Linked DNA regions of Homo sapiens: all the other regions are linked to region 1. Evidence: chromatin contacts called from ENCODE Hi-C or POLR2A ChIA-PET data. All regions are on one chromosome and are shown on one strand. The core of a region is the stretch at or near the end of the contact, and the rest is flanking DNA. Distances in the headings are between cores, read along the strand shown.

What was found. Hi-C counts contacts between places; a loop is a spot of excess contacts on that map. ChIA-PET counts read pairs that join two places held with the same protein, here RNA polymerase II (POLR2A). Pooled maps may share reads with other maps.
Region 2: a loop to region 1 is called in a pooled map, with 4 times the contacts of the local background. The contact joins the promoter of CIB2 here to the promoter of HMG20A in region 1. A Hi-C loop is called at or near these places in 2 of 168 maps with a recorded cell type or tissue (CD4-positive, alpha-beta T cell and naive thymus-derived CD4-positive, alpha-beta T cell) and 7 of 50 pooled maps.
Region 3: a map of ascending aorta shows a loop between it and region 1 (4-fold over the local background). The contact joins the promoter of TBC1D2B here to the promoter of HMG20A in region 1. A Hi-C loop is called at or near these places in 1 of 168 maps with a recorded cell type or tissue (ascending aorta), 3 of 37 single-sample maps with no recorded cell type and 9 of 50 pooled maps. POLR2A ChIA-PET finds 5 or more read pairs at or near these places in 2 of 52 experiments (A673 and BJ).
Region 4: a loop to region 1 is called in a map of B cell, with 8 times the contacts of the local background. The contact joins the promoter of IDH3A here to the promoter of HMG20A in region 1. A Hi-C loop is called at or near these places in 3 of 168 maps with a recorded cell type or tissue (B cell, CD4-positive, alpha-beta T cell and naive thymus-derived CD4-positive, alpha-beta T cell) and 7 of 50 pooled maps.

What each region holds. Positions count from the first base shown.
Region 1 is chr15:77,417,098-77,423,124 of GRCh38, forward strand. HMG20A (high mobility group 20A) reads left to right here and starts at 3,791. Exons shown (of 10, transcript NM_001304504.2): 1 at 3,791-3,907. It overlaps PEAK1 (pseudopodium enriched atypical kinase 1), which reads right to left and starts at 3,007. Exons shown (of 10, transcript NM_001385026.1): 1 at 2,909-3,007. RefSeq lists silencers at 2,393-2,602, 2,613-2,782, 3,033-3,352 and enhancers at 3,803-3,852, 4,243-4,292.
Region 2 is chr15:78,127,050-78,132,774 of GRCh38, forward strand. CIB2 (calcium and integrin binding family member 2) reads right to left here and starts at 4,396. Exons shown (of 6, transcript NM_006383.4): 1 at 4,116-4,396. The coding sequence starts at 4,166. RefSeq lists a silencer at 4,101-4,620.
Region 3 is chr15:78,074,556-78,080,369 of GRCh38, forward strand. TBC1D2B (TBC1 domain family member 2B) reads right to left here and starts at 3,156. Exons shown (of 13, transcript NM_144572.2): 1 at 2,738-3,156. The coding sequence starts at 3,097. RefSeq lists silencers at 2,632-2,831, 3,032-3,241, 3,392-3,441.
Region 4 is chr15:78,146,027-78,151,936 of GRCh38, forward strand. IDH3A (isocitrate dehydrogenase (NAD(+)) 3 catalytic subunit alpha) reads left to right here and starts at 3,336. Exons shown (of 11, transcript NM_005530.3): 1 at 3,336-3,404. The coding sequence starts at 3,378. LOC124903534 (a long non-coding RNA gene) reads right to left here and starts at 3,193. Exons shown (of 2, transcript XR_007064725.1): 1 at 3,082-3,193; 2 at 1-1,706. RefSeq lists a silencer at 3,296-3,875.

The sequences.
Region 1 (6,027 bases), core at 2,541-5,040:
CATCCCCCGAAGTCTGAGTCAGCTACCCCTCCTCTGTGCTTCCATCCATAGGAATGTGTGCATGCCCCTGTCATACTATAATTATTGGTTATCACCTATCTTCTCCTCCTCAACTGTAAACTCCTTGCAAAAAGGAATCTCATATTCTATAATACTCAGGTCCTACCTACCACCATGCCTGGCACTTAAAAGGTACTCAAACATTTGTCAAACAAATGTAAACTATCTATTCCTGGCCTGAAGGTTACTAGGATTTCTACTTCACTAAGGAAAACAAACCAGCCTTGAGGGAACCTAGAAAGTACCAGGAGCTTTAGTAATGAAAGGACTAGGAAGGAGAGTGGGGTGGGGGGATGCGGGGCGGGGGGGGAGGGGGGCAAGAGGTAGGAATCACAGTAAAGAGATCAGCAAATGACAGAATAACGCTCATCACACACATCTGCCTCTTACACTGAAAACAGGGATTTGCAACACTGATATGGAGCCTTGTACTCACACTTGGCATGCCAGGGGCCACAGTTTGGTTACTAAATTACTTAAACAACCCATCCAACAAAAGGGTATGATTTGGCAGGTATCAACACAAATGGCTAGGGCCCAGCACCCGTTCCACTTAAACAGCACATCAGTACAGTTAAAAAGAACAACAAATCTCTCTCATGAAGCAAATGCTAATCTCATGATGCTTCACCACGGAACAATTTAGAAGAGTTATTATATGAAATGTGCCAAAGCATGAATTTATAGCTGATGCTTATTTGGCAAATATGGTTGGCACTGCTAGATGTTGAAAAACATGTATGCAAATAAGCAAATAAAAGTTTTTAAGCTCTCAGACTTAAATATTTACATTACCATAAATGTACAAAGATAAATGTTTATATGAGTACACGTATAATGCATTCCAGGAACATATTTTTTAATGTGATTGTCGGCAAACAGTTATGAAGTGGCATTATTTCTTCATGGGCCTTCAGGGTAGACTCTTAAAAATGAATTTTGAATGTTAATAGGCTACAAACATTATTGTGAAAGTTTCTGTATACTATCAACTGGATAAAACGAATAGTTGAGGTATCATAATAGTTCAAAGTGATCTTATCTTTTTCTTTCACCAAAACACTTCTCTTCCAACCCTAGAACACAGCCACACATAAATTTTAGCCTCTAAGTTGGGACAGGAGATGGGGGGTAGTGAGGGAAAAGAAGGAACATACATTAAAAAGCCTTAAAGAAAATAATTTGACATTTTTTCCCACATAATGTAGTCATGTTAGAGAATCCAAAATAAAGACATGATAAAATATTTCCCTTTCCCCCCCGACAGCAATGAAAAGGGGATGTTTGTTTTTTCACATAGTTTGTGAGTTGGTCATATCCAAAATTCACTAGCAATGCTATGACTTCTACTTCCATTGTTCATCTCTGGGCTGAGGCTATAACCCTCAACTTTGAAGCCAAGAAAATGTACCATATCTGCCATTACAGTTTACTAAATAAGTCACCAAAGAGAAGTCCCAGGCAAGTCAGAAAGTAATTAGGGTCGTCAGTGAATTGAGCTATCTAGAAATGCTCTGAGATTACGAGAGAAGCCATCATGAAGTGAGTATCCAAGATTGCTCATGGAAAGTTTTACCCCGGTGGATAATTCACGTTTTTCACTTCCACACTGCAGAGAGCAATATGGGTTCTCTGACTATACACATCACTACATCACTTCATTTATCGGGGGAAAAAAAAAGACGCTGTGGCTGAACAAAAATCAGTAAGTAGGCCCCAAAACAGAATCCTCAAGGCAATCCCAATTCAGGTGAAAAGCTGTTCACGTACATCATCCAATGACCTAAAAATAGTCTTTTATGTAAGTCTCTAAGTATTTAATTCAACGTATGATCTTACCACATTCAACAGAGGCAGAAAAAAAATCAATTAGGTTTTCTATAGCAAGGCCAATAAAGATGAAATCATAGTTTTCCTCTAACTCATCACTACCCCCTCAACGTCAGCCTTCCAATAACTCCATTCCACAGCTCTCAAATTCCTGAACTTGGATCTTTAAAAAACAACGAATCGCAAAAAGTAACATTTAACAGGCCAGAGGCAGGCGGGGGAGGAGGGTCTCTCCCGGTGCTCTCAGCAATCTTTAACGTAGCCAAAGGAGGAAAAAACGAAATCAAGCTCCCAGACGGATGGTGCATGCGACGAGAGGGGAGGGGGCAGACGCGGTTCAGACGGCAAGTCCCCATCGAAGGAGGAAAGAAAAGTTGCAAGAACGGATGGGTCAAAGGGCAGAAAAGAAAAAAACTGAGCAGCCGAACCACTCACAACCCCCAAACGACCCCGCCAGCCCACACGTTCGCGGGCTCCCCAGCCGCGGCGCGAAGGGAGCAGGCAGGGAGCCACCCGGCTCCGTCCCGACGCTGCCGGCGAGGCTGCGCCGATGCTCCCGGGTGCGGGAGCGGGCTGACCGTGTGGACCCGGCAGGAGCCAGAGAAGCCCCTCCTGCCCCGGCCTCCCCGCGTCCAGCTCCTCCAGGCTTCACTTTCCCCCGCAACCTCCCAGCCGCGCCCGGGGGCGTCCCTCGCGGCAGGTCCCAACTTTCCTTCCTCTGGGGGGCGTCGCGCTCCCGGGGCCGCCGCCGAGGGAGGGGGCAGGGGCGGCAGGGGGCGCGCGGCACCGGCGGGGCGCGGGGGTGGCCGGGGAGCTAGAGCCCGCGCCGGGCGGGACGCACCGGCCGCCAGAGCCCCGGCGGCGGCGCCACCCAGAACCCGCGCCGCCACCCAGAACCCGCGCCGCCCCGCCCGGATTCCCCCGGGTCAGCGCCCTCAACCCGCGGCAACCCTGGTCCCACAGACGGCGCGTGAGTAGAAGACAACCGAGCGGACGCGGACAGCCGGGCCGCTGTTACCTGAGGGGCGCACACGCCGCCGCGGCGACCACCATCACCGTCCGTCCCGTCCCCTTCCTGGTGACCACGGCCGCCGCCGCCGAGCAACTGACACTGACTAACAACAACTAACTAACTACTCGCCGCGGCCGAGTCCACCGCGCGCTCCCGGCCGCTCGCCGCCCGCCCAGCCCACCAGCCTGCCCGCCTCCTCTCGGCCCCGCGCGCCGCCCCTCCGCGCGCGCCCTCGCCCGCTCGCCGCGCTCCTGGAGCCGTGAGCACGCGCGCGCTCACGGGCCCCGGTCGTCTCCCAGGTCTCCCTCAGCCCCAGCGGGAGGAGTCACCGCCAGGCCCCTCCTCTCTGCCTTCCAACCTCCAGAGGACGAGACCTAAAGGGTGCCTGATTGGCTGCGGAGGGCGGGGCTAAGACAAGGGGCGGGGCTGCCGAGACCTTGGGCCCGCGTGAGGGAAAATTTGGGTTCGATTAAGCCGCAGAGGAAAAGACCAGGGGAGTCTGGGCCCATTTGGGCGTCGGGGCCCGCTAGGTCAGCCGTCATCGAATACAGAATATGTTTTCGAGGACGCTAATATGTAGTCATGACCAATTTCAGTTCTTCTACTTTCTGCGGGCCTTCGCAATAAAAAAAAAAAAACTACATCTCCCAGAAACCTCCACGAAAATAAGGCTCACCTTGCGTAACCACGTAGTCCTTCGCCGCATTGGGGCAAAATAATCCCTTCATTTTTGTGAAGGTACCGTGGAAAATATTTCATTTTTCTTCTCACCGGAGCAATTGTAAATGCTATGCGGTAAGAGGAGTTACCTGTGGAAAGGTGGTTAAGAGATTAGGTAAAGAAAAGGAAAGGACACCAAAATAAAGTGCTGCGGAAGAATTTTTGTCCAGCTGTGAGACGACGAGTGCGTGAAGTGAAGGCGATTGAGAGGGGCTGAGGGAATTGTCCTCTGTGGAAGGGACTTTCTTTTGGCCCTAGGCCCCTTCCTGCCCCTGTCGTCAGCAGGTCAGTAAGCAAGGCGAGCTTGGGGGTGGCCCCAGTCGAGATGCCCTTCACCCCTTGAAGATCACCCCTCTTTTGGTGGTGGTGGTACTGGTTTGTCTCAGTTGGAGGCCGGCTGAATGGGGGCGCCTCAACTTCCGGTTGGGGGAGGGGAGGAAGGCCGTCCTGGGGAGGGGGGACACCCTCACTTCCTGTGGGGGGGTGGTGATGGTTTGGGGGTGTCCGACCCACTTCCAGTGCTGATGAGGGCTTGAAAAGGTGGTGCTTGGTGCCATTCGCGGAGACATTATCTTGCAGCTTGGGGATTGTGTTTTATGTGAAAAGTTAGATTATTCCAAGTTGTGCTGAACACCAACCTGCAGTCAGAATTTATGAGTTTGCTTCCACGTGGAATATGGAGCATTTCCTCCCCAGCAAAATTGTCTGTGTTTTCTTCAAAGAATTCGAAAGCCCTTGTTAAAAATCTCTATGCACCTTTGCAAGACGACATAGCTTGTGTGACTGATGAATTGCCAACACCTGCACCCCTACTCAAGTCCAGCCTTGGCTGGGTGAAGTGTGGTGCCCTCTGCCTTGACATGCAACAGGAAATCTAGCTTCTCTTTTAAGGAGATAACTTTTTATTTAGGGGACTGAATATTTTACATAAAATCTGGGGCATTTTCATCTTAGCAGAATGAAAGTATCACACTGAAGTACTCAAATTTGAGGTTACCTTAACTGATAAAATTGACATCTTAAATTATTAGGACTGTTGATTTTGGGCTACAGGTTTTGCCCTGTGCCTGAGAACAGCTTCTTCAGCCTTAAAAATTCTTATGTGTAGCTTACACGTAACATTTTTGAAAGTTGTATTTTATTACATTTTCCTCCTTTGTAATTTAATTCATCACTGATTTTTAAATGGTATCTGTTCTTTGTGGTTTTAAAGTATAAAGCAAGGGTCATGAGACTCAGCTCAGATTCTAAACAGGAAAAAGTTGGCTCACAAAGGACAAAAGGTCAATAAGAACTTTCTGGTTTTCAGTAGCTCATTTTTAATAAACTATATGTGAGGCGGTAATAAACACTCAATAATTTTGATTCCTTGGTTCTGTTGTCAGATAACACAATACTTAGAAGGGTGTGTGTCTGTGTATTGAAGGAATCAATCTATTTGAAGCTTACTTTGTGAAATCTGAATGTTAGTAATTTTAGTATATATATCAGTGAACCTAGAACTGTATTGTCTTGCAAGAATTTTTGAAGTAATAAGGCCTGTGTACTTTTTCTTTTGGGATTGTACTTAATCTAGCCTCAGACTCTGCGATTATTTTAATTCTATAATAGTTTTTTTAAAAAGCTGTTTGGTCACGCCTGTAATCACAGCACTTTGGGAGGCCTAGGCGGGCAGATCACGAGGTCAGGAGTTCGAGACCAGCCTGGCCAGCATGGTGAAACCCCGTCTCTACTAAAAATACAAAAATTAGCTGGGCGTGGTGGCGTGCGCCTGTAGTCCCAGCTACTCAGGAGGCTGAGGCAGGAGAATTGCTTGAACCCGGGAGGCGGAGGTTGCAGTGAGCCAAGATCGCTCCACTGCACTCCAGCCTGGGCGACAGTGAGACTCCGTCTCAAAAATAGATAAATAAATAAATAGCTGTTTGGGTTAGGGTTCATTAGAAAATATGTTTTAAACCAAATATTACAGTAAAAAAAAATACATGTTTTAATCTTCTGTGGTCACTTTTAAAAAAGAATCTAAGACCCTAAAATCAAGTATGATTTATATTTTGAAAGACCACACGATTGCTGCAGTAGTTGACTGAAAAAGCAAGACAAAACATTGTCTTTGTGGTTATTAATAGGTTAGGAACATGTAGACTGCCCGAAGTAAGAATTAATTGATTAAAGAAGAAGTGTTCACTATCTTCTATATTAATGTAATATAGAAGAAAATATAATATGGTCACCCTGACAAATGAAACTGTAGTGTTAGGAATTATTGAAGTATGGAAAGATTGTAGAACTAAATGAAAAAAATAGAGAATATCATGTTAAAATACTGATTGAGATAGAGTAATATTGCCTTTTGGAAACTGTCTTTATTAAATTGGTCTTTATGGTACTCCATGGAAGAAATACAG
Region 2 (5,725 bases), core at 3,146-5,645, 710 kb after region 1:
ATAGGCCTCTCTGAAGGGGACAGTGTGAAGAGCAAATGAGATAAGGTACAGGAAGTCTATAGGCCCCAGCTGATAGGAAAGAGTACAACAGCTCCATCCACCACCCAGGTCCCAAAGGCATCTCCCCAGAGTCGGTAGCTCTGCTGTCTTTCCCTTCTCTGGAGTCACCAAACACCCTGCCCACCACTACACCCTCAGCTGCCCTGGGAGCTACAGCCCTATGTCTGAAGGAACCCTTTCTTACACTTTTGGAGAGCAAGTGCCCCATCACTGCTTGGTTCCTGACAGTACACAGGGACACAGGGACAGGTCTTCCGGCAAAGGTCAGGTCTGGGTCATGAGGAGTGGAAGGGAGGGAAGGAGAGAGGGGGCCTAACCCAGGAGTGATGGGCTCTCAGAACATTGGCAGCAGAAAACAGGACAGGCTGGGCTTTTACAGTAGAAGCCCAGACGTTTTCCCAGTTAAGGCTTGAGTTCTGCCTCCGAGCCTATATTCACCCTATTCCCCAACTGGAGTGCCCTCTCCTCTTTCTCCAGGTTGTCCAAACCCTTTCTCCAAAGCTCAACTCAAGGGTGACTTGTTCCAGGTAACCCACCTGCCTCCCATCTCCTACATGCCTGGTCTGCCTGTGCCAGCTGTCAGGAGCCGAGCCATGGGCCCTCCCAGCTCTAATGGAAATGGCTCTCCATCCAGCTCTGCCAGCTCAGGCCTCAGCACTGCCCAGGGGACCATCACACGGCTCAAGGTCAGTCTCCAGTGATCTTAGTTGATCCCCACAAGAACCCTGTGACATGAGCACAGCTGGGTTAGTAGTTCCCATTTTAGAGGTGGAGACACTTAGGCCCAGAAGGGAACAGTGGCTTGCTAAGGCCCACAGCATCAACTACCCAGCTGACTTGAATCTAGGGCTTCAGAATCTTTGTCTAGAGTTCTTTGCTCTCCTGGAGCCACGCCTTAACAAATATTTGTTCATTCATTTGACAACATCCTCCAAACATCTCTTTTGTGCCTGGACAGAGGCCATACAAGAAGGAAGCTGGAGTGTAAACAGTGAGGTGCCCAGTATAAACCATTCTGTGGCCACACAAGGGACTGGGGATGTATATGTGTCAGGCTCCCTGAGTACTCCCAGCTGAATGGATTGGTGGAGAGAGAGTCAGGGAGCCCGTCCCAAAGAGGTGAGGCCTGGCCTGGACAGAAAGATGGGCCAGACTAGGTTAGCAAAGGAGCAGGGAGAGCAGCAGGAGAACAAGGGCCAGAGGTGAGGGAGGGCTTGGCTAGAAGCCCTTCAGTGTGCCTAAAACTTTGGGTGCAAAGGGAAAGGGAGTAAGAAATGAGGCTGGAGGCCCGGCGCGGTGGCTCACACCTGTAATCCCAACACTCTGGGAGGCCAAGGCAGGTGGATCACCTGAGGTCAGGAGTTTGAGACCAGCCTGGCCAACATGGCAAAACCCTGTTTTTACTAAAAATACAAAAATTAGATGGGCATGGTGGTGGGTGCCTGTAATCCCAGCTACTTGGGAGGCTGAGGCAGGGAAAATTGCTTGAACCTGGGAGGCGGAGCTGGGATGCGGAGGTTGCAGTGAGCCGAGATCACACCACTGCACTCCAGCCTGGGTGACAGGGCGAGCGAGACTCCGTCTCAAAAAAAAAAAAAAGGAAGAGAAAGAAAGAGATGAAGGAAGAGTGAGAGAACTAAGAGGGCGGGTGGCTGGAGGGGGATGGGCAGGAGGGGCGCAGGAGGGAGCAGTCAGACCTCCAGTTTGCAGGAGACTGAGCAGGCCTAGCCCAGGGCCCTGGCTGTCGTGATGGAGGAGGGGACCTCCAGGTGACCCACAAAAGAGGCTGAGTCACAGGCCTTGTTCTTAACTGAAAACATGGGCTGAGGGAGAGCAGAGAGTTGAAATGGCTGGAGGAGCAGCAGTGGGTGTTGGAGAGGCTGTGACCCCTGTTTTGGAGTTTGAGGGGTCTGGGGGATGGCCGTACAATGCAGAGGAGTGTTCTGGACAGAAGCTTAAATGTTGGGAATCACCGGCACCGGGAACCAAGAGGGTGCACCCTGCCCAGGAAAGGTTAGACTACCAGGCTGGGAGGTCCCAAGAAACCCTAGGTGTCACTTAGGGGAGAGGGTGCTGTAACTCAGGCTCACCCCCACTCAGCCCGGGCTGGCAATGGCTGGCTGGAGAGCCAGAGGGTAGGAGATGTGGGGCTCTCAGGTTTCACAGCTCTCATTTCTCCCACCCCGCCTGGCAGGGTCTAGCTAGGCTCTGGCAAAGAATCAGAACATAACACTGGGACTGGCTCCGATGAGTAACCCAATGCCAGGCTGGTTGGAGTGGGAACCTGGGCTCCCCACCCCCATGAAGCTACTCCTCACTTCTGAGCATGGCTTGCCTGCTTGCCCCTGCCCACTCCCAAGCCTTTATCCACGCTGTCCCCTCCACCTGGAATGCCTCCTCTGGGCCCCACTGGGCAAAACCCGACCTATCTTCCCAAGGCCTGCTCAAGTGCTGTATCGTTTCTGGACTTTGTCCCCCTTCCCTGCTGGCCTCCCACTGCCCACTAGTGCCCTTCCCTAGAACACACTCCACCACCTGCCTCTATCACAAGGGCCACACACTGGAGGTGAGAGTCTGTCTCTGAGTGTCTGAGACTGAGTGCCTTGGGAACAAAAAGCACACATGGCCCAGCCCAGCCCACTCCCAACTAAAGAAGTGAGCCTAGGAGTCAAGATTCGAAATCCTGTGTGAGCCCTGAATGGCTCCTCAGCCTCTGTTTACACGTCTGTAAAATGGGCTAATAATCCACCTCACTGTGATGATCAAGTGAGTTGATGCGTAGAGGGCATCAATTACTGTGCCTGGTACACAGCAGGTGCTCCATAAATGCGTCTCCCCTCTTCCTTCCCAGGGCCTCACCTGGGGAGCTGAGAAATCCATTACTGACAACTAGGGCTTCTAGGAGGAGAAGGGGCCTTTGTTTTACCTTCACCCACATCAGAGGACCCACACTTCACACCTGCTTTCCTTCACAGCCAAAGTAAGCACTGATGAAGGCAACAAGTGCCTATGGAGACCCTGTTGGTGTTCCTCCTGCCCAGTTACACAGGCCACAACACAATCCTGCCCCCTCCGCCTGGGGAGTCAGGGGAGAGGCATCAGATGTGGGACTTGAAGGGTGAAAGAGATCCTCTGGAGGGGGGAAAGGCATCCAGGCCCAGGAAATGGCATGGGCAGAGGGAGAGAGGGAGGGAGGAATGAGCCTGGTGAGCTGGAGCAACTGCAAATGGTTTTAAGGCGGCTGCCATGCAGAGGGCAGGGAAGGGACCTGGGGAGACTGAGGCTGCAGAGATAAGCTGAGCAATTGGCCAGGGCTCCGGGTAAGCCAAGGGGTTGGGCTTCATCCTGCAACCACAGCGAAGTTTTTACCTGGGTGGGACGGTATTGGGATTCCAGATCTGGAAAGCTGGCTCTGGAGGCAGGAAAACCTAGAAAGGTCTAAGGAGGTGGCTACTGAGGGCCTAAGGGAGCTGGGAGAGGTGGCCCTGGAAGGCTGCTACCGGGCTTGCGTTCTTGCTCCAGTTATCTCCATGCTGGGGTCAGAAGGAGCGAACCCCAGCCGATAAACAAGACAGTCCCAAGGGAAGACTGCATGTGGGGACTGATGCACCCCACTCCTAGACCAGACAGGACGCCAGCTCTCATTTCTGCTTTACAGAGACTCGCTCTCCTGGGCTCCTTCCTGGGGCTGGGGGGCAGGGAGCGGGGAGGGCGGTCCTCCGTCCAGCCTAGTTTACTGACTCCCTCTCCGGGCCAGATGGGCGCTGGAATGGGTGGCTGGAGAGGGGTTCGGGTCCTGCCTAGGGCGAGAGTAGCTGGAGAGAGGCGCGCCTGAGAGGTTCTTCCAACTGGAAAGAGCTCTTATTCCACCGGTGGGGAAACTGAGGCACGGCGAGGGGAAGTCACCGGCCCAAGGTCACGCGTCGAGCTGAAGGCAGAGGCAGGGTTTGAACCTGGGAGAGCTGGCTCTCGGGAGGCCTCGGCCAGCGACCGAGAAAAGGGAGGGGCGGCGGGGCGGCGGGGCCTGTGTTGGGGGCCGGGCGCGCCGAGCTCACCTGGTAGTTGTCTAGCTGCTCTTCGGTGAAGATGGTCTGCTTGTTCCCCATGGTGGCCGCCGCGCCGCCGCTCGCCCGCCCGGGCTCCGACTCCCATCAGCGGCCGCCAGACCCGGAGCCAGCGCCCCGTGCCCGCGGCCCTCGGCAGCCCCGCGGCTGGCAGCGGCCCACGGTGGCCGGACCCTTCCCGCCCCGCAGCTCGCCTGGAGGAGGCGCGCGGGGGTCTCGGAGGCGGGGACGGGAACCCGGAGCGGCAGCGACTCCGCCGCCGGCGGGAAGAGGGCGGGGCACCCGGCTCCGCGGCTGCAGCGCGCCCGGGTCCCGGCAGGAGGCGACCTGGCCCCGGGAGACGCTGCCCGGCACGAACCCTTGGCTCCCGCGGCCGGAAGTGCTGGGGGCGCGCGGGGGTCTCGGAGGCGGGGACAAAGACCCGGAGCGGCGGCGACTCCGCCCCGCAGCAGGAAGAGGTGTGAGCCCGGGTCCCGCCGTGGGAGTCCAGGTCGCACGGCGTGAGGGTGCGGGGCCTGGGAAAAAACCCTCTCGAGGCGGGCAGTGGGGCGAGTGGCGCCCCTTGACCTGGGGCGGGGGCGGCAGCGAGGACTGTGAGTGCGTGGATCTAGCTGGGGCCGGGCTCCGCCACCGTCTCGCGTCGCGACCTTGGTCAAGCCCTTACCCGGGCCCTGTCCCTCTGGGGAGAAGGAGGGGGTCAGTCAAGCTGACATCTGAGGCCCTCCCGGCCAGGCCTCGGGAAGCCCATCTGGCCTTTGGGCGCGGCCTAGGCAGGGCATCTCAGACCTTCTGTGTTCCTTAGGGAGCAGGACAGGATTTACTTGGCTTGGTTACAAACGTGAGACTTGAGAGGATTTAAAGGACTTGACTGTGTCCACAGAAGTGTGACAAAGGCCAAGACATTTTTTGGAGCTTTTAAGCAGATGCCATTGTAAGGGAAGCAGGACTTTACCTCTGCCCTCCTAGGGTCTTTGGCTGGGCTTGAGAATTAATTTGGCATAAGACAGATTAAGGGGAGAAAAACAGATTTAATACAAGTTTTACATGACGTGGAAGCCCTCATAAGGAAATGAAGACCCTGAGAACTGGCAAAATCTAAATACTTTTTTTTTTTTTTGAGATGGAGTCTCCCTCTGTCGCCCAGGCTGGAGTGCAGTAGCGCGATCTTGGCTCGCTACAACCTCCGCCTCCTGGGTTCAAGCGATTCTTCTGCCTCAGCCTCCCCTAGTAGGTGGGACTACAGGGGCATGCCACCACACCCAGCTAATTTTTTTTTGTATTTTTAGTAGAGAGAGGTTTCACCATGTTGGCTGGGCTGGTCTCGAAATCTTGACCTCAGGTGATCCACCTGCCTCAGCCTCCCGAAGTGCTAGGATTAGAGGCCTGAGTCACCACGCCCGGCCAATTATTGTATTTTTTTTGTAGAGATGGGGTTTTGCCGTGTTGCCCAGGCTGGTTTTGAATTCCCAGGCTCGAGCAATCCACCCACTTTGGCTTCTCACCCAAAGTGCTGGGATTATAGGATGTGAGCCATCATGCCCGGCCTCATCTCCTGTTTTTTAGAAAAAGAAGGATGATCAAGAGTGCCCTTCTTGCATCTG
Region 3 (5,814 bases), core at 1,906-4,405, 660 kb after region 1:
GTCCAAGAAATAAAACACTGCAAAACAGGAGAAGCCCTGAGGCACCCATTCCCAATCACATCCTCCCTCTTCCCATCACAGGCAACCACTACCTGGAAACCAGAGCTCATCAGCCCCATAAAGCTCTTCCCCTCGCGAAAGAGCATACATCCTTATGATCTGTAGTACTGTTTCACATGATCTTCCTAACCTTTCTATAAGTGGTATCATTCTGAACACAATCAGTGTGTAACTTACTTCTTGTTCAATTTTATTGTTTGTGAGAGTAATCCACGTTGACACCTATAGCTCTAGTACCTTTGTTTACTACTGCATAATATTCCACTATATGAATACACTACATATTTGGCCAAAGACACTGCTTGATGTTTCATATGCCATGTAGTGCCTACTATTTTCCATACCACTATGGAAAATGCGCCAGCCATTTTCCATAACATTCTCCAGAATCCTCACAGCCACCTAATGAGGAAGGTATGATTCCCACTAGACCAAAGAGGAAACTGGAGCAGGGAACTGGTGTAATTTGTCCAATATGTGTGAGCAGCAGACTCCTGCTTCAAGTTCAAGTCCATCGAAGTTTAAAGCCACACTTCTGACAATGCGCCTTGTAACCCTGCTTATGTAGATTCTTATTTATTATTTTTTTTTTAATTTTTTTTGAGATGGAGTCTCACTCTGTCACCCAGGCTGAGTGCAGTGGCGCGATCTCTGCTCACTGCAAGCTCTTCCTCCCGGGTTCACGCCATTCTCCTGCCTCAGCCTCCCGAATAACTGGGACTACAGGCACCCGCCACCATGCCTGGCTAATTTTTTGTATATTTAATAGACATGGGGTGTCACCGTGTTAGCCAGGATGGTCTCGAGCTCCTGACCTCGTGATCCACCCGTCTCGGCCTCCCAAAGTGCTGGGATTACAGGAGATTCAGATTATTTTAATGAAAAAAACTGATAGAGTTCTACAGTCATCTGGGAAAAATGTGAAACACGATGCTCTATTTTCTTTAACAAACATCCCACAGGAAATTCGTCCGACACAGGGACAGCCCGTATGTACACTGAGGAAGAGCCTCTGCCTTTGGCAAAGGTCTCCCACTAGGGTCATTACCAAGTTTATACAGGCACTCTCTAAGTAAGCCTGTGTAGGACTGCAACCCGAGTTGGTTTTCTTTGGGGAAACAGGCTGTCTGCACCCACTTACAGACAGGACAGGGGAGCCCAAGAGAACATGGGAATCAGATCCTGCTTGAACTGGCAAAAGCTGAGTCAGCAAAGCTCTAAGAACATCTCCAGGGAGCAGCTCCAGCTGTTAGCAGCTCTGGGGGTCTGAGGAACAGTCCTCAGCTCACAAGGCCAGGAGTTTGCCTAGTCTGCTCTCCGTGTGGCCAGCTTTGAGAGCACTTTCATACATCCCAGCCCAACCCTGTTGCTCTGGAGAAAGCCCAACCTGGAATACGGAAGAGGAGTGAGAGTGAGGGTGGAGACTCACAGAAACCAGGCAGGGAGCAAAGCCTGGAAAAAGGATACCCAGCTCCAGGCCTGGGCCCAGATCCCTCCAGATGCTCAAAGCAGGTGGGCCCCTAGGAGGTGACAGTCTAGTCCCCCAGAACTCCCAAGGACAGGGGAGGCCTTTCAGCACCAGGACTCCTGACTCTACTCTCCTGCTTCTACACTGTATCTCTCATTTTGTCTGTCCACTGGAGGATTAAGGGAGCCTCAAAGGAGCAAGGCATAACTGGCTGAAAAGACCCCCTCCCACCCATCCTGGACAAAGCAAGGAGGAAGAACACAGGATCTGCCACCTACTGGCTGTGTGACCTTAGCTGGAGCATCCCCGTCCACTCTGGAGGAAAATGTAGTGGACTGTCTCTAAGGGCCCTGCCATCTGACTCTTTCTGTCTACAGTGCTAAATGCACTCTGGCTCACGCCTGGCATCCCAGCACTTTGGGAAGCTGGATGGGGAGGATGGTTTCGGCCCAGGAGTTCGAGACTAGCCTGGGCAACATAGTGAGACCCCCGTTTCTTTAAAAAAAAAAAAAAATTTAATTAGCCAGGCGTGGTGGCCCGCACCTGTGGTCCCAGCTACTTGGGAGGCTGAGGTGGGAGGATCTCTTGAGCCCAGGCATGGAGGCTGCAGTGAGCCGAGATCGCACCCCTGCACTCCAGCCTGGACAACAGAACAAGATCCTGTCTCAAAAAGAATAAATAAACAAATAAATAAAAGCACTGACATTTACTGAGCAGTTTAAAGTATAATTCATTTAATCCCAACACCCCATGAGGTAGATACTACTGTTATCCCATTTTACAGAGGAGGCCGCTGCAGCCCAGAGCGGTTCACTGAGGTACCAAGGCCATAGGCAAAGTTCTAAAGGAGGCCCCAGGGGTAGAAGCCTACGCTCACGGATGCCTGGGAAGGCTGCACAGGACATCCACGGGATGGTGGGGGTCGGGAGACACCAGAGACTGGCCCGAGGTTAGGCGCAGAGGGAGATAATGGGTCAAGGTGTCTGAGAAAGGAGACGGGGCTTGGTAGCCCCAGCGAGACTGGCCTAAGCCCAGATAGTGGGGAGGAGATAGGAACGAGGGCGGGATGTGGAGAAGCAGGGAAAGGCAGGCCGACGTGGGCAGGGGCGAGGAGGCCTTGGAGGAAGGAGGGTGGATGGCGCAAGCCAGTGGCGGAGGCAGGGGACGCCGGCGGAAGCGCGCGGGCGGCTTTGGGGCGAGCGGTCCCACCTTGAGCACCGTGACGGCTCCCGCGCTGTGCACCTGGAAGTGCGCGGGCGGCTCCGTGCCCGGCTCCGCCGCCTCGTCGGGGCCCTGGTAGCTGAAGCAGGCGTCCGCGATGTCCAAGTGGCCGAGGGGCAGCGCGTCCTGCGGACTCTTGAAATAGTAAAGGTAGCAGCGGCGCGCGTCGAACACGAACCAGCGGCTGCGGTAGCCACGCAGGGGGCCCTTGCCCGACAGCTTCTGCAGATAGCCACACAGCCGCGCTGGCTCCCGCGCCGGACCCGCCCCGGGCTCCGCGGCCGCCCCCTGCGCCGCGCCCTCGCCGCCGCCGCCGCCCTCCTCCGCCCGGGCTCCGGCCCCCGGCATCGCTACCGCGCGCCAACCGTAGGCGCCCGCGCCCTGCGCCTCCGCGCCGCGGCCGCTGCGCCCCCTACCCCCTCCGCACCGCCCCTTCGCTCCGCACGGCCCGCGGGCGCGCAAAGCACCCTGGGACTTGTAGTCTCGCCCCCGCCCGCCCGCCGGCCGTTGCCCCCTCAGCCCCCGGAGGCAGGGTCCTGCGACCAGCACCCCGCGGGTCAGTTGCCTTCGTGCCACCTGGGCTCCAAGTCCTCGCCCTGCCGGATGAAGCAATGGTCTATTTCTTTATGGCAGTGTAGGTACATGGGAGTGTGCATCTCTCAAAACCCAGCGGAGTGTCCGCTTAAAACTGCATTTCACACTGTGTATCTTATTCTAAAAACTTGATATTTAAATCTCCCTCCTGCCAGAGTCTCAAGCTAATATTGTAAAAATGAGACAGCCTATTGCCTGGTGCTGAGTGGGTGCTCAGTAAATATTTGCAGAATTCATGAAAGCCAAAGCGTTTCCTGCCTCTCCAGACCTCAGTTCATTTATTGAATTCAACATATATTTATTGAGCGCCTTCTGAATGCCGGGTACGGTTCTGTATGCCAGGCCCTGGCGGATACAGCAGTGAACAAACCAATCATTCTCCTGCCCTCGTGGAGGTTATATTCTAGTAAGGCAGGGAGGTGACACACAAGAAAGCAGATAAAAGTAATGTGTGCTATGTTGTATAAATGCCGTGATGACATGTAAATGATTACCGCTTAAAATAGCACCTAGTATTTATCAGTGCTTTATAGACTAACTTATTTGAACACTCACAACCTGAGAAGGCAAATCTATTGCTTTGTAATAAAGCAAAGAGAAAGAATGAATAAGACCAAGTATTTGCTAGCACAACAGGGTGACTACAGTCAAAAATAATATAATTGTACGTTTAAAAATAACCAAAAGAGTATAATACAGACGCGGTGGTTCACGCCTGTAATCCCAGCAGTTTGGGAGGCCGAGGTGGGTGGATCACCTGAGGTCGGGAGTTCGAGACCAGCCTGACCAACATGAAGAAACCCTGTCTCTACTAAAAATACAAAATTAGCTGGGCGTGGTGGTGCATGCCTGTAATCCCAGCTACTCGGGAGGCTGAAGCAAGAGAATCTCTTGAACCCCGGAGGTGGAGGTTGCAGTGAGCCGAGGTTGCGCCATTGCACTCCAGCCTGGGCAACAAGAGCAAAACTCTGTCTAAAAAGAAAAAAAAAAGTATAATAGGATTGTTTGTAACACAAAGGATAAATGCTTGAGGTGATGGATACCTTACTTACCCTGATTTGATTATTATGCATTGCATGCCTGTATTAAAATATCTCATGTAACCCATAAATATATACACCTACTATGTTCCCACAAGAATAAAAAATAAGTAAAAAGCAAAGTGAGAGGATGAAGTGATGGGGGGCAGATAGCAGGCTGCTGCCCCAGGACAGGCAAGGAGGCTGGTCTGATCCTGTGACATGGAGCACAAACCCAGATGATGGGAGGGACAGGGGCAACCAGAAATGTGGGTGAAGCATTCCAGGGAGAGGGAATAGTGAGTACAAGAGCTCACTTTATTCAAAGGAAAAAGGAAGTGTATAGCTACATAGCTACATTTGTGAAAGCCCAAACCAAATATCTCACCCTCATAGATTTGCATGTTTTATACAGACACACTGAAAGACCCAGGTGGAAAACTGACCTTTCTGAGCTGGACAGGGACACAAATTAGACTGCCTGTTTGGAGCCACCCAGGTAGGAAGGGCAGGTTCTGGGTCCTCACCCAGCCTGCCGACTCTCTGCAGGCCCTAAAGTGGCACCACGCAAGCATTCCTTTCCTGGGGCCCATCAGAGGTGTGGCTGACCTCTCCACCTGTCTTTGAGCACAATCAGCACAGTGTTAAGGACTGGGCTCTGACTTCACACTGACCAGATGTGTCTCCTAGCTCTGCCACTTACCAGAGGCATGACCTTGGGCAAGTGATTTAACCTCTCTGGGCCTCAGTCTCTTCATTTATAAAACAGGGTTGATAAATACAAGTAGCTATCTCGTGCTGTTGTTATTGAAAGGGTTACGTGAGAAATGCATATGAAAGTGCTTAGCACGGTGCCTCACACATAGTAAGCACTCAGCACATATCAGCTGTTATTATTATCATCTTGCAGTTAACACCGATGTCTTCCTCATCAGTCAGCAGATTCGGAGAGGGGGAATCCAACAGTCAGACCGGGCCCAGACAAGGGAGGCCAGACACTGCGGTGCTGCGGGAGTGGAGTGGGCTGCTCTCGGGAGCAAGGGGTCCCAAGTTCAATTTGGGCCTCACCATGTATGTAAAAGGGGCTGTGACTAATTGGCTTGTGGGGTAGGCAGTCAGGGTGAGGTCTGACCTTGAAATACTGTGGGAAAGGGAAGAGCTGGGAGAACCCGGTCTGTATTGCCATGGTACAGGGAGGCAACAGGACAGGGGAGGGTGTAGCCCATCTCTCCTAGATCTATCAGTAAGTTATAAGGAAGTGGGGGTGGCCATGACCTGTGGTCCCAGTGGACAGGACCAAGCCCCATGAGGTGTCTCACGGGGGCCGATGTCTGCTAGGCCCGAGGAAGGCATCCTTCACAGGCACAAGCCACGAGCCCCCCTCCTGGACTAAGAGTCTGGGCTGGCTGGCCAGGGCTAGGCAGATGGGACGGGACAGGGGTGCTGTTTTAA
Region 4 (5,910 bases), core at 2,086-4,585, 730 kb after region 1:
GTTGGAGTGCAGTGGTGCGATCTTGGATCACTGCAATCTCCGCCTCCCAGGTTCAAGTGATTCTCCTGCCTCAGCGTCCTGAGTAGCTGGGACTACAGATGCACACCACCACCCCTGGCTAATTTTTGTTACTTTTAGGAGAGATGGGGTTTCACCATATTGGCCAGGCTGGTCTCAAACTCCTGACCTCAGGCGATCCACCCACCTCTGCCTCCCAAAGTGCTGCGATTACAGGAGTGAGCCACCGCACCTGGCCTCTTGATTTTAAAATCTTTTTTTTTTTCCTTAGAGTGAAGCACACCTGGATTGGATAGTGCTTGTTATTACAGATAAGGGTGCACTTTCTAGATTCTTCTCCTGAGTGGCAAAGTTTTCCCACCGTCTTGTCCAAACATACTTTGCTGATGGTATCTCTGGGCACTACACAGTGCAAGGGACAAGGAAAAAGGGCTTTTCCAGAGGAGAGTGACCTGCATCTTGGAGGAACTCTAGAACATGTTCGAGGAATGGTGACTGGGGCTTCTGGAGCCAAGGGCTGACTCAGGGAACAGATCTCAGCTCAAGGTGAGGTCATTTCTGTTTCCTGCATGTCCCTCCAGCTGCTGACATTTTACCTCTTCAAGGACTGATTCAAATGCCATCTCCATTGTGCAATCTTCCTTGATCACCCCCCAACTTCCATCTGAGACTTCTGAGTTTCTCCCTCACTAGATCTGGAGGGTAGGAGTGGGTCTTGTTCATTTTTTGTTCTCACAGTGCACTTGCTAGAGAATGGCTTGGGAAGCCTTTGTAGGATTGGACTGGCCCTCAGCGAAAGTTCAGCAGTTAGGAGAACTGCCTTAGTACTTAGGAAGCTTCCTAGTGTGAATGCCAGCATCATCACTTACTAGCTGTACTTCAGTTTTCTCATAGGGTTGTTGTGAAGATTAAATGAAGACTGGACAAAGTCAGTCAATGTTTATTTCACAATCACTGAGCAGCAAGTATTCCTTGTGTACCAGTCTCTGTTCCAGAAACAACGTCATAAGAGATCATCAAGATTATCTCTGGACTTAAGGCATATCTTCTCTCTATCTCTTTTGAGACAGAGTCTCGCTCTGTCACCCAGACTGGAGTGCAGTGGCATGATCTCGGCTCACTGCAACCTCTGCCTCGTGGGTTCAAGCGATTCTGATGCCTCAGTCTCCTGAGTCACTGGGATTATAGGCATGTGCCAACACGCCCAACTAATTTTTGTATTTTTAGTAGAGACAGGGTTTTGCCATGTTGGCCAGGCTGGTCTCCAACTCCTGACTTCAAGTGATCCACCTGCGTCGGCCACCCAAAGTGTTGGGATTACAGGCGTGAGTCACCACGCCTGGCCCAAAGCTTATCTTCTCAATGGCACACAGCAGAAGAGAATGTGATGTTTCCCAGGAGAGGTGGGAGCCAAGTGCTAGAGGGCTCTGAGTAAGGAGAGGGGGACACATTCGTGGGTCTTGGGGGCTTTTACAACTTTTACTACTTCCCAACATGTAAGCTGAGTCTTGACAAGGAGCTAGAATTTCAGCCAGTAGAAGTGGGGCAAGAGGGCATTGAGGCTGAGGGAATGGCACGACCATAGGCACGGAGAGGTAAAATATGGGAAGCATTTGGGGGCTGGCCAGCAGTCCTAGTTGGCAGGCGCTCCAGGTCTTTGGGGCTGGAAGGAGTGGTGGGAAATCAGGCTGAAAAAAGACAGTGGTGTGAGAGGAGAGTGCAAGGGAGAGCCAGGAGGTTTCAGAGCCGGGGCGAGCCCTGGTCAGAGCTGTGCCTGAAGGGGAGGGCAGGTTGGCAGGTGAAGAGGCTGTTGTAAGAGCCTGGGCCTGAGGTGGTCTGGCCCGAAGGAGGGCAGGGGTGACATTGGGGATGGAGGAACTGTGGGAGAACACTTCAGGATGGGACTGCCAGGGCCTGATGAGGGGAAGGGGCCCAATGGAAAGGGGTTGATAAAAGCCCTCCTTCCTGACAAGGCCACAGACTTAGCTGCAGTTTATTATTTAGGTCATAAAAGCTCTTGGGATCACTTCTCTACTGCACTCATCACCTCTCTGGGTGGGTAGGCAGCTCCTCTCTGGATAGAACTCTTCCCAGGGTAGGGTAGCAGAGACCTGGTTTAAACACCTGACCTCCCCTGGCACCCAGCTAGAGGCCTGGCCATCAGCAGGAACTCAGGAGTTTGTGATGGACAGGGAGAGGACAAGGGGAAAGGTGAGTATGGATGTTATTTCTTCAGAGAAGCATTCCCTGACCTCCAGGTTAGGTTTGAATCAGGTTGCCTGATTTTGCCTTGCCATAGCTCCTTGCTCTTTTGCTTCTTGGCGCAACAGTTTTAATGACATGTGTGTGACACTTGATTGAAGCCTGTCTTTCCTACTGGACACTAAGCCCCAGCACTTAAAACAGTGCCTGGTGTCTAGTTGACCCTCAGAAATATTTGTTGAGCTAAATAGACAGATTAGTAGTTGCCTGGGATTGAGGACAGGAGCGGGATTGACTATAAACGGACACAAGGAACATTTTCATATGCTCAAAAACTGGATTGTGGTGATGGTTGTGCAACTGTTTACATTTACTAAAAATCATCAAACTGTACACTTACAGTGAGTAAATGTTACTATATATACATTATACCTCAATAAAGCTGGTAAAAAATAAAATTCGGCCAGTCGCAGTGGCTCACTTTGTGAGCCTGGGGCAAGCAGATCGCTTGAACTCTGGAGTTCCAGACCAGCCTGAGCAACATAGCGAGGCCCCATCTCTACGGAGAAAAAAAAAAAAAAAAAAAAAGAAAAAGAAAAGAAAAAACAAAGTTGGGCTGGGCTTAGTAATTACTTGATCCCAGGAGGTCGAGGCTTTGTAGTGAACCTGTTCGCGCTACTGCACTCCAGCCTGGGCGACAGAGTGAGACCCGGTCTCAAAAAAAAAAAAAAAATCAAAATTTGTGGAATAAGAAAATTATGTGTCTTTCTCCACGGGATTGTAAATTCTATGAGGAGCGCTATATCCCCAAGATCCTAGAACATTAATCAGCACCTAGTAGGTGTGGAACAAACGTCTTACCTTAACAGCGAGTCAATGAACCAGGGAGGGGAGGAAGAAGCTTTCCCGGAGATGCCGGCCCCTCAGTTTCCGGGTTCGCCTGGCGCTCAGCCAGGCCAGTCACAGAGAGACGAGCCCGGCGATTCGCCAGCGGAATGTCCAGGGGCGGGGCAGCGAGCGAGCGCGAAGCAATCCTGAGGCGGTCTAGGGGGCGGGGCGTTCAGGGGGCGTGGCCGTGCAGGGGCGGGCTCCGAGCGTGGGGTGGGCGCTTGCGCACTGCCGCTGCGGCTGTTGCTGCGGAGCCAGGAGGGGAAGCGATGGCTGGGCCCGCGTGGATCTCTAAGGTGAGCGCTGGCAGGCCGGCGTGTGGCAGGCAGGCAGGCCGCGAGGGCTGGCAGGAGAGCCGGTCGCGTGCCGGGTGTGGGCGGGCGCGTGGGCCAGACAGGGAGGCGGTGGCTGCCCGCGGGGACAGCTTGGGAGCCGGTCCTGGTCGCCCGTGCCCCGCGCTCCGTGGCCGGCTCGCAGTGTATGGGCCGCCCCGGGCCGGGTCAGCAGCGCAGAGGCGGGGACGGCGTCAAGGTCAAGGCGGGGGGGCGCCGGCCCTGCTCCTGCCGAGACCCGGCTGCCGTCACCCGCATCCGCCCAGGCCAGAGCCCAGGCTTCGCGCCGAGCCCGGGAAGGTCACGGGAGCCTCTGTCCCGGCTCCGCCATCCGGGCCGCTTCCCCGGCTGCGGCCCTGCTGCGGGACTGATCCCCTCAGCACTGCCCACACCTCTCATCCGCTGTCTGCGCGGCCCTTGGCCGGGGAACCGCAGGTGCCACGGGCACTGGCGTTGAGCTTGGGAGGTTTTCCCAGGTGAGAGAATCCGGGGGCCCTTTTCCCTATCAGATTGTTTTCCCTTTGGCGCTCTTCCCAGTCAGACCTCTAGTGCTCTTGTAGCTATTTCCCCTTCATAGGATAGGGCATCTTACACCTCGGAATTACCGTCTGAACCTTCGGAGAGAGAGACCAGCAGAGCCTTCCTTTTACCTTTCATTGGTGGGAATCCTGCAATCTGGAGCGCTTTAGCTCTCCTTGACAGCTCAGATGCCAGAGCTGGAAAGGGTTTCAGATCATCTATGCAGTTCCGTAGCTTCTCAGTGGAACTAACCTGTGCCTGAAGAAGAATTTGCTCAAGGTCACACAGGAGGTCGGTGTCAGAGCAGGGAGAGGAACCTAGGTGTCTTGGTTCCCATTTCCCAAGGTCACATAGCAAATGATGGTACAGGCCATCAGGCCTCAAGTCTCCTGTTGCTATGAAAGGGTGGTCCCCTAGAAATCTATAAACAATTTAACGTTTTTCTGTAAGTTTGATACTACTTTTCTCCCATTTTTTCGGTTTAAAGAGAGGTCCAGAGATGCACTGTTATTTAAGGAAAAGATCTCTGTACTGGAATTTAGGAGTCTCAGATTTAAATCCTAGCAATGCCACTGATTGGCTGTGTGACCCTAAGCAAATTACTAAACATCTCTAAGCCTTAATATGCCCATCTGTGAATATCTATACTTACATCACAGAATTGTTTGAGTATTAAATAAAATAATGTATGTGAAAGCACTTGGTATGTACAGAAGGAAAACAAAAATCTGAAGCTTTCTTATCAATATGTTTATCTGTCTCCAACAGACAGTGGTTTTCATGGGCATCATTAACTGGTTTTTTTGTTCAATAACTAGATTCTACTTTGTCACCCTCTTCAGACCCAGATTTGCTTGTGATGATAACTCTTATGTCACATTTGCTCCTAAAAGTAAAGCAACTTCTGTGTCACTGTGAAAACTGAACTCAGTCCTTTAATCTCTGAACTTACATTTAACACCCAATTCATCTTTGGTAGGTACATTTGCCTTCACAGTGAGGCACTAAAGCAACACTTGATAATGATTGTGCTGGTAAATCTGTTTTGCCTTTAGTGTGATCTGCATGAAAAAACCCTCATAGTAGGTATTCAGAAAGTGTTGGGTTGTGGAGTCAGAAGATGAGGTTCTCTGACATGCACTCCCTGTGTGACCTTTGGCAGAGTCATTTGACTTCTGGGCCAGCTTCTCACTTTAGGGATTGGAGCAGAAGGTGGCTCAGAGGCTGACCCCAGGATGGTGGAGGTGCTGAGCTGGATGCCGGTTTCAATCAGGACAGTTCCTCTGTTGAGTTTCCATTTCAGGTTGTGGCCAGGCATGGTGGCTCATGCCTGTAATTCTAGCACTTTGGGAGGCCAAAGTGGGCGGATCACTTGAGGTCGGGAGTTCAAGACCAGCCTGGCCAACATGGCGAAACCCCATCTCTACTAAAAATACAAAAATTTGCTGGGCGTGGTGGCGCACGCCTGTAATCCCAGCTACTCGGGAGGCTGAGGCAGGAGAGTCACTTGAACCCAGGAGGTGGAGGCTGCGGTGAGAGGAGATCATGCTCCTACCTGGGTAACAGCAAGACTCTGTCTCAAAAAAAAAAAAGATTTTTTTTTTAAAACCCATCTCAGAACCCATGTACAACACTATTTACATGTTTTTAAGTTAAAAAGGAAATGAGTTGTGGATTAAGATGGCCCACGACCTGAAGTCCAAAGTTCAGGGTTTTGGTCCAGGCTTCATGAACCTGGCCTCAGTTTCCTCATCTGAAAAGTGCCAATAATGCCTATCTCTACAGGTTTTATATAAATAAAATGATGTGAGATATATATATATATATGCATATGAGTATTCTATAAAGTAGAAGTCCTGCCATCTCAGCCTTCCATGAAGCTGGGACTACTGGTGTGTGCCACCATACCTGGCTAACATTTAAAATTTTTTTTGTAGAGGTAGGGTCTCAC